Linked DNA regions of Homo sapiens: region 1 is linked to region 2. Evidence: chromatin loops called from intact Hi-C (ENCODE). Cell type or tissue: CD4-positive, alpha-beta T cell. All regions are shown on one strand. Region 1 has its middle 12 kb from the start of OR4C11. Region 2 holds the start of OR4C6 (olfactory receptor family 4 subfamily C member 6).

Region 1 (5,000 bases), 68 kb before region 2:
TGCATTCCTGTAATCCTAGCACTATGGGAGATGGAAGCAGGATGATCCTTTAACCTCGGGAGTTTGAGGCAAGCCTGGGCAATATAGTGAGATCTTGTCTCCACACACAAAAAATAATAATTAAGAATTTAAAAAAATAGCTGGGTAGGTGGTGCATGCATGTAGTCTCAGCTATTTGGGATGCTGAGGCTGGAGGATGGGTTGAATCCAGGAGATTGAGGCTGCAGCGAGCCATGATTGCACCACTGCACTCTAACCCTAGGCAACAGAGTGAGACCCTGTCTTACAAAAATAATAATAAAAATAAAATAAAATAAAATAATTTTATTATTTTTGATGCTATACTAAATGGGATTGTTTTCTTAATATCTTTTCCAGTGATTTTGTCATTAGTGTACAGAAATTCAACTAAATTTTGTATATTGACTTGTGTTCAGCAACTTTACGGTATTTTTTGAGGTCTAGCATGTTTGTATTTGTTTTTGTATTTTGTTATGTCATCTTTAAACAGGCATAATTGTGCTTCTCTTTTCCCATTTGGATGTCTTTTATTTCTTTATCTTGCCTAATTGATCTGGCTAATACTTTCAGTACTAATTTAAATATAAAAATAAATTTTGAGAATGGACATCCTTGTCTTGTTTCAGTGGACCTGTTCATTTTTAAACATGAGGTGCTATTATTTTATGTCAGACTCTCTCCCTTCAGAACACTAAATAATGGATTTTTAAAATTATTTATTTTTATTTTTTTCAATATTCAATATTATCCAAATTATTTATTTTTATTTTTATTTTTTGAGACAGGACTGGAGTCCAGGTTGAAGTCTAGTGATGCTATCATAGCTCACTGCAGCCTCGAACTCCTGGACTCAGTGATACTTCTGCCTTATCCTGCAGAGTAGCTGGGACTATAGGTATGAGTCACCACACCTGGCTAACAATTTCTTTATGTATTTAGATGCTCTGCTGTTCAATTGGGTGCAGTCATAGTTAATTGTTATGTCTCTTGGTGAATTTATCCTTTTATCATTATATTAATAGAATTATCTTCTTTGTCTCTTTTCACAGTTTTTGGCTAAAGGCTTATTTTGAGATATAAATATAGCCACCTCTGCTTTCTTTTGGTTTCCATTTGCATGGAATATTTTCTTCCATCCCTTCACTTTTAATTTATGTGTGTTCTTACTAGTAAAATGAGTCTCTTATAGGCAGCATATTGTTGTATATTGTTTTTTAATCCAATCAGTTGCTGTAAATGTTTTTATTGGAGAATATAACTCATTTATATTTAAGGTAACTATCAATAGGTAAGAACTTACTACTGCCATTTACAATTTGTGTTCTGATTTTTTTACTTTTTTCATTTTTTTCAGATCTTTTGATTCTTCCTGTCTTGTCTTCTTTTGTAGTTTGAAGGTTTTATGTGGTGGTGTGCTTTGAGTCCTTTTCATGTTAGGTGCAAATACTACAGGTTTTTGCTTCATGGTAAACATGGAGCTTACATAAAATATCTTAATCTTATAACAGTATACTTTGAGCTGATAACAACTTTCCTTTCATTGCATAGAAAAACTCTATACTTTCATCCCATTCACTTTTTAGGATTTTGATGTCAACATTTATATTTGTTTTTGTAATTTTTATGCCTTAACAATTTATTGTAGCTACAGTTGTTTTCAATAGTTTTGTCTTTTAAAACTTACGTAGTGATACAACTTTTTTTACACACTAACCTTACAGTATTAGAGAACTCTGAGTATGAATTACTTATGCCGTTGACATATTTTTAGTTTCATATGTGTCATGTCATAAATTTTAGACTTTTGGTAATTCCTCTGAAGACCTCCTGGTGATGAACTCCCTTAACTTTTGTTTGTCTGGGAACGTTTTTATTTCTCCTTTTTTTCTGAAGAACAGATTTGCCAGGTAAAGTATTCTTAGTTGACTGTTTGTTTGTTTGTTTGTTTTCAGCACGTTGGATATGTAACCCCAATTTCTTCTTGCCTAAAGAGTTTGTGCTGAAAAATCTTCTGAAAGCTGTATTTGGGCTTCTTTCAGTGTGCATTTCTTTTTATACTTTAAGTTTTAGGGTACATGTGCACAATGTGCAGGTTATTTACATATGTATACATGTGCCATGGTGGTGTGCTGCACCCAGTAACTTGTCATTTAACATTAGATATATTTCCTAATGCTATCCCTCTCCCCTCCCCCCACCCCACAACAGGCCCTGGTGTGTGATGTTCCCCTTCCTGTGTCCATGTGTTCTCATTGTTCAATTCCCACCTATGAGCGACAACAGGCGGTGTTTGGTTTTTTGTCCTTGCGATAGTTTGCTGAGAATGATTGTTTCCAGCTTCATCTATTTCTCTACAAAGGACATGAACTCATCATTTTTTATGGCTGCATAGTATTCTATGGTGTATATGTGCCACATTTTCTTAATCCAGTCTATCATTGTTGGACACTTGGCTTGGTTCCAAGTCTTTGTTATTGTGAATAGTGCTGCAATAAACATAGGTGTGCATGTGTCTTTATAGCAGCATGATTTATAATCCTTTGGATATATATCCAGTAATGGGATGGCTGGGTCAAATGGTATTTCTAGTTCTAGATCCCTGAGGAATCGCCACACTGACTTCCACAATGGTTGAACTAGTTTACAGTCCCACCAACAGTGTAAAAGATTTCCTAATTCTCCACATCCTCTCCAGCACCTGTTGTTCCCTGACTTTTTAATGATTACCATTCTAAATGGTGTGAGATGGTATCTCATTGTGGTTTTGATTTGCATTTCTCTGATGGCCAGTGATGATGAGCACTTTTTCATGTGTCTTTTGGCTGCATAAATATCTTCTTTTGAGAAGTATCTGTTCATATCTTTGCCCACTTGTTGATGGGGTTTTGTTTTTTTCTTGTAAATTTGTTTGAGTTCATTGTAGATTCTGGATATTAGCCCTTTGTCAGATGAGTAGGTTGCGAAAATTTTCTCCCATTCTGTTGGTTGCCTGTGTACTCTGATGGTAGTATCTTTTGCTGTGCAGAAGCTCTTGAGTTTAATTAAATTCCATTTGTCAATTTTGGCTTTTGTTGCCATTGCTTTTGTTGTTTTAGACATGAAGAGCTTGTCCATGCCTATGTACTGAATGATATTGCCTAGGTTTCCTCTAGGGTTTTTATGTTTTTAGGTCTAACATTTAAGTCTTTAATCCATCTTGAATTAATTTTTGTATACGGTGTAAGGAAGAGATCTAGTTTCAGCTTTCTACATATGGCTAGCCAGTTTTCCCAGCACCATTTATTAAATAGGGAATCCTTTCCCCATTTCTTGCTTTTGTCAGGTTTGTCCAAGATCAGATGGTTGTAGATATGCAGCATTATTTCTGAGGGCTCTGTTCTGTTTCATTGATATATATCTCTGTTTCGGTACCAGTACCATGCTGTTTTGGTTACAGTAGCCTTGTATTATAGTTTGAAGTCAGGTAGCATGGGGCCTCCAGCTTTGTTCTTTTGGCTTCAGATTGACTTGGCAATGTGGGCTAGTTTTTGGTTACATATGAACTTTAAAGTAGTTTTTTCCAGTTCTGTGAAGAAAGTCATTGGTAGCTTGACGGGGATGGCATTTAATCTATAAATTACCTTGGGCAGTATGGCCATTTTCACGATATTGATTCTTCCTACCTATGAGCATAGAATGCTCTTCCCTTTGCTTGTATCTTCTTTTATTTCATTAAGCAGTGGTTTGTAGGTCTCCTTGAAGAGGTCCTTCACATCCCTTGTAAGTTGGATCCCTAGGTATTTTATTCTCTTTGAAGCAATTGTGAATGGGAGTTCACTCATGATTTGGCTCTCTGTTTGTCTGTTATTGGTGTATAAGAATGTTTGTGATTTTTACACATTGATTTTGTATCCTGACACTTTGCTCAAGTTGCCTATCAGCTGAAGGAGATTTTGGGCTGAGATGATGGTGTTTTCTGGATATACAATCATGTCATCTGCAAACAAGGACAATTTGACTTCCTCTTTTCCTAATTGAATACCCTTTATTTCCTTCTCCTGCCTGATTGCCCTGGCCAGAACTTCCAACACTATGTTCAATAGGAGTTGTGAGAGAGGGCATCCCTGTCTTGTGCCAGTTTTCAAAGGGAATGCTTCCAGTTTTTGCCCATTCAGTATGATATTGGCTGTGGGTTTGTCATAGATAGCTCTTATTATTTTGAGATATGTCCCATCAATACCTAATTTATTGACAGTTTTTAGCATGAAGCATTGTTGAATTTTGTCAAAGGCCTTTTCTGCATCTATTGAGATAATCATGTGGTTTTTGTCTTTGGTTCTGTTTATATGCTGGATTAGGTTTATTGATTTGTGTCTGTTGAACGGGCCTTGCATCCTAGGGATGAAGCCCACTTGATCATGGTGGATAAGCTTTTTGATGTGCTGCTGGATTTTGTTTGCCAGTAGTTTATTGAGTATTTCTGCATCGATGTTCATCAGGGATATTGGTCTAAAATTCTCTTTTTTTGTTGTATCTCTGCCAGGCTTTGGTATCAGCAGTATGCTGGCCTCACAAAATGAGTTAGGGAGGATTCCCTCTTTTTCTATTGATTGGAATAGCTTCAGAAGGAATGGTACCAGCTCCTCCTTGTACCACTGGTAGAATTCGGCTGTGAATCCATCTTGTCCTGGACTTTTTTTGGTTGGTAGGCTATTAATTATTGCTGCAATTTCAGAGCCTGTTATTGGTCTATCCTAGCCAGTTGCGGGATAGAATCTGGTGTGAAGTTTGCTAAGCCTGTTGGAAAAGCGGAGTACTAGGGTGAGAGTAACCCAATTTTCCAGGTGCCATCTGTCACCTCTTTCTTTGCCTAGGAAAGGGAATTTCCAGACCCCTTGTGCTTCCCAGGTGAGGCGATGCTTCACCCTGCTTCGGCTCATGCTCAGTGTGCTGCACCCACTGTCCTGCACCCACTTTCCAACATTCCCCAGTGAGATGAA
Region 2 (5,000 bases):
TTTCTAAGTACAAATGCACATATGAAAGAATAAGTCATCCTTAATAAATTGAAAAGTGTTCCAGAAGTCAAAATTAGAACCTGGTGTATGTGACTCACATTCCTTGCTCTGTGTTTTACACTGCACAAAGTCCCTTTGTCCCTCCTCTGGGCCTTTGTACATCTGCTCCACCTGCTGGGAGTAGCCCCTGGTCTTACTTTATCTTAGCCACAGTCTAGCTTTAAGGCTTAAATCATTTCTTTTCTTTCATTTCTTTATGAAAACAGTTCAGTTATTTCTATTCAACAGTTATTTCTATTGTCATTATTTTACCTGCCCTTTATTTAAGAAAATAGGTCACATTTGACAATTTTTTGGATTATCTGTTGTCTACTTAAATTAGTAGGAAAAGTGAGGGAACTATGAAGAATTAATTATAATTGCCTCTGTCTTTCCTAGAACAGCTCTTTAAAAAAGAATTCCTTACTACCTACCGTGCAAGAACATGCCATGAAGGTGGCTGATGGTGTGATTCAAGATTGAACTGGAAGTTCAAGGTACAGTTTAATTATTGATGTAGGCTGAATTGTCTAGGAATACACAGGGTAAAAGATGACAGTTAGAAAATGTCATCATTGAGCTTATTGGATAGGGAAATAGCAACCAGACTCTAGAAGAGATTTACTTTCACACATGGAGGATGGGCTGGCACCAGCATTATCTATGTCCCACTGCTCACTGCAGTTTCCTTCCAATTGATAAATGATATTGATGTCCACTGCAACTTTACTATTCCCAGGAACTCTGAGATATGTGGAAGAAGTAGCAATTCTTAAGCATTTGCTTATGGAAATAAGAGAAACATGTAATAAACATAAAGTAATGATATATAGAAAACACATCTTGTGAGTGGGTGGAGAAATATTCAGACTGGTGAAAGTGGCGGTAGGCAGTGGGGAGAATTGGTTGACTGAGGGCATAGACAGAGGCACTAGGCAAGCCTGGACTTTACAGACATGTGACATGATCAGGAAAACCAACACGAATACTGCACTCCCACCCTTTATGGGTATTACCTCCATTAGCCTTCACAGCAGTTTTGTGAGCCATCAGGTGAAAATACTGGGGCGCTGTGAGGCAAAGGAGTTGGTAGCCTGGGCATCGGAGTTAGTCACATGCCTGCAAGAAACTGTGAGGCAGCTATGCAATTTCTCTAAGCCTCAGTTGCTGCTTCAGAAAATCCAGTCATAATACTTATTTCATATGGCCGTTCATGATAATCAAATGAGAAAAAGATGTTTAGTCATTGCCCATAATCAGTAAGTAATACAAACATGGTAGCTATGGCTTCTCTTTCACTAATTGTGCTGTTGCAGAAATTGAGGACTGGGGAGGTTGAGATTACAAAGCCAGTATGTAGCCTGGCTAGGACTTAGAGGTAGGTTTGCTGTGTCTGAATTCAGGAACATACCCTTTGAACAGAAGATTAAGTATGGAAAAAAATAACAGGGTATGAGTCTGGCAGGAAGTAAGTGGGACTGATGGTGGAATAAATACAGTGAAGCACATGAGAAATGAAGTCCAAACAGTAAGAGAAAAGGGGCTGGTGATGAGACCTGAATGTCAGTTGGAAAAGTTCAATTCTGTTCCGTATCAACACAGGGTCATACTAGGTCCCAAACTTAAGGACAGACAGGGCATATATATTCTAGAATAGCGGCTTTCATTTTTCTGAACATGAAATGAACAACCCCTCTAAGGAAATCCTACCCAGAGACATAAACAATTAATGCAAATAACAACTGAGTGTTTGTGTTTGAAGAGGACAGAGCCAGTCCTGCTGATACTCATCTAGGAAACCATCCTTATACTGCAGATGAGAAAACCAGGTTTCGGAGATGCCAGCAGCATGCTCAAATACAGATTAAGTTAGTGATGCAAAGTGGAATAAAATCTACTTGTCATTTATTGACTCCCAAGCCAGCGTTCCTTTAACTTCACAAGGATTGTTGCAAGAAAGTACTCAGTCCTGGGGCTAGGGAGGAGAGGATGAGATTAAGTAATATATGGCACTTCCACAGTTTCCTGTGGTTGTTCTGCATTCAGTGTAAGGGATGGGGGTGGAGTGGGCTACTGAAAAGCAGGAGTGACTTCTTAGCATTAACAGAGGGGCATAATCCAAATATCAATGTGAAGCTTTGCTTTTTGCAAAATTTCTTAGATGTGGCATCCAGGTCTGCTTTATAGTCCCTAGTAATATGAGGCATTCTTTACTGCAGGTTTTTCTCTTGGTTGCAGTAGTAACTTCCCTGAAATACAATCTATTCTTCTCTTCTCATGTGGTGGGATATACTAGGTATGAATCGAAGCCGTGTGAGCAAAATGCCAGCTCCACCACAAAATAGTTATATAATCTCGTGCAAGATATTTAACTCCTAAGGGCTTTGGTCTCTCTTTACGATGGGAGTAGTATAGGTACCTACCTCATGTGGTATCATGAGGTTTAAATGAAATAATATGGCTAACATATCTGGCATAGTGCCCAGCAGCATTGTTAGCCTAAAAGCTAATTGCTTAGTTGTTGTCATTATGCTCTGAAATCCTTTGTTCCATTTAGGAAACAGAGGAAACTGAAAGGAATGACTCAGGCTAATTCAAGGTTCAAGTCAGTTGTATTGGGGATCTGGAGTTTTGCTGAACCATGATGGTTTATAATCTTCATTACTGAACAATGAAGTCAGGGATTATATAGTAACTACTTTTAGGTATATGATGATCATTTAAAATTTAGAAGAAAAGCACACAATTGGAAAAGAATCAATATTTTTTTAAAAAGCACAAGAATAACCTACTTCATCACATTATTTTTAAGATAAGCAGGATAATAATTGTAATATACTTAGCATAGTGATTGGTGAATGATAAATCTCACAGCATAATTACTAGAGAAGCTGTATTGATATTTGAGGGTACTGATTCCGGCATCAGAATATAAGGTCCAAATTCTAGCTTCACTACTGAAGAGCTATGTGACCTTGCTTAAGGTTCCTAAACTGTATGAGAGTACGTTCCTGTTTCTGTAAAACAAAGCCAATCATAGAATTATTCTAATGCCTGGAATAAGGAATTGCCTCCAAGGTGAGGTAGGTGCTAAAAAAGTTATCTATTAATAATAACTATTATAAAGGTAGGACAAGGAGGAAAAAATCTATTTCACATAGAAACACAATTTAGAAAGGGAGGAGAAAAGGCTTGGGGAAGCCTTGCATAAATAAAGTATTTCCCTTTTAAATTATTTATTTAGCACATTCTTAGAAGTCAAATGCCTAGATGGAGAATACATGGGTAAAAACAAAGAACAAATTCCCTGAGGTCCTGGAAATACAAGAAGCCAAATTAGTCACTAATTATAAATCATATCTTGCTTATTTAGGATTCTCAACTCTCAGCTGGAACTCATATCAACACCTGAGAAATGGAAAATCAAAACAATGTGACTGAATTCATTCTTCTGGGTCTCACAGAGAACCTGGAGCTGTGGAAAATATTTTCTGCTGTGTTTCTTGTCATGTATGTAGCCACAGTGCTGGAAAATCTACTTATTGTGGTAACTATTATCACAAGTCAGAGTCTGAGGTCACCTATGTATTTTTTTCTTACCTTCTTGTCCCTTTTGGATGTCATGTTCTCATCTGTCGTTGCCCCCAAGGTGATTGTAGACACCCTCTCCAAGAGCACTACCATCTCTCTCAAAGGCTGCCTCACCCAGCTGTTTGTGGAGCATTTCTTTGGTGGTGTGGGGATCATCCTCCTCACTGTGATGGCCTATGACCGCTACGTGGCCATCTGTAAGCCCCTGCACTACACGATCATCATGAGTCCACGGGTGTGCTGCCTAATGGTAGGAGGGGCTTGGGTGGGGGGATTTATGCACGCAATGATACAACTTCTCTTCATGTATCAAATACCCTTCTGTGGTCCTAATATCATAGATCACTTTATATGTGATTTGTTTCAGTTGTTGACACTTGCCTGCACGGACACCCACATCCTGGGCCTCTTAGTTACCCTCAACAGTGGGATGATGTGTGTGGCCATCTTTCTTATCTTAATTGCGTCCTACACGGTCATCCTATGCTCCCTGAAGTCTTACAGCTCTAAAGGGCGGCACAAAGCCCTCTCTACCTGCAGCTCCCACCTCACGGTGGTTGTATTGTTCTTTGTCCCCTGTATTTTCTTGTACATGAGGCCTGTGGTCACTCACCCCATAGACAAGGCAATGGCTGTGTCAGACTCAATCATCACACCCATGTTAAATCCCTTGATCTATACACTGAGGAATGCAGAGGTGAAAAGTGCCATGAAGAAACTCTGGATGAAATGGGAGGCTTTGGCTGGGAAATAACTGCAATGCTGAGAACATCATGTATTTCCCAAAAGGAGAAGTCATTCTTTCAGAAATGTGTAAGAGCTAAAACTGTCCATTCCTCGGTGGCTGTCAAAGGAAGCTTTTTTTGAGACAGAGTCTCACTGTGTCACCCAGGCTGGAGTGCGGTGGCACTATCTTGGCTCTGCAGTCTCCACCTCCTGGGTGATTATTCTGCCTTAGCCTCCCCAGTAGCTGGGACTACAGGCACGTGCCATGACACCCGGCTAATTTTTTTATATTCAGTAGGATGGAATTTCACCCTGTTGCCAAAGCTGGTCTTGAACTCCCGAGCGCAAGTGATTCCCCTGCCTCTACCTCCCAAAGTGCTGGGATTACAGACATGAGCTCTGTGCCCGGCAGAGAGGAAGCTTTTAAAATTGTAAAACTGGGTTTATGATTCAGATTCTGTGCAAATTAGATATTATGATACTTTACTGCTTTATACCCTTCCCTAGCTTCCCATTGTCTTAGAAACAAATATCAATAATATAATATATATTCAATAATTTAATGAGTGATGTGATTAGAAGTTTGAATCAATAGGTGAATAAATTGTATAAGGAAAATGACTATTTGAAAAAGAGATATTTAA

The links. Peaks named below come from ENCODE experiments on the same cell type or tissue, not always from the same donor. Only the 100,000 strongest peaks of a DNase experiment are listed, where the experiment ranks them.
Region 1: it touches region 2 in a loop (25-fold over the local background); 12 of 110 quality-filtered maps call a loop at or near these places.

Annotation. Positions count from the first base shown.
Region 1 is chr11:55,593,499-55,598,498 of GRCh38, forward strand. No RefSeq gene overlaps it. Among named protein-coding and RNA genes, the nearest start is that of OR4C11, 12 kb to the right of the region's middle. In CD4-positive, alpha-beta T cell, no CTCF peak of the experiment used is centred here; no DNase peak of the experiment used is centred here.
Region 2 is chr11:55,661,713-55,666,712 of GRCh38, forward strand. OR4C6 (olfactory receptor family 4 subfamily C member 6) reads left to right here and starts at 489. Exons shown (of 2, transcript NM_001004704.2): 1 at 489-536; 2 at 3,413-4,384. The coding sequence starts at 3,455. The coding sequence ends at 4,384. In CD4-positive, alpha-beta T cell, no CTCF peak of the experiment used is centred here; no DNase peak of the experiment used is centred here.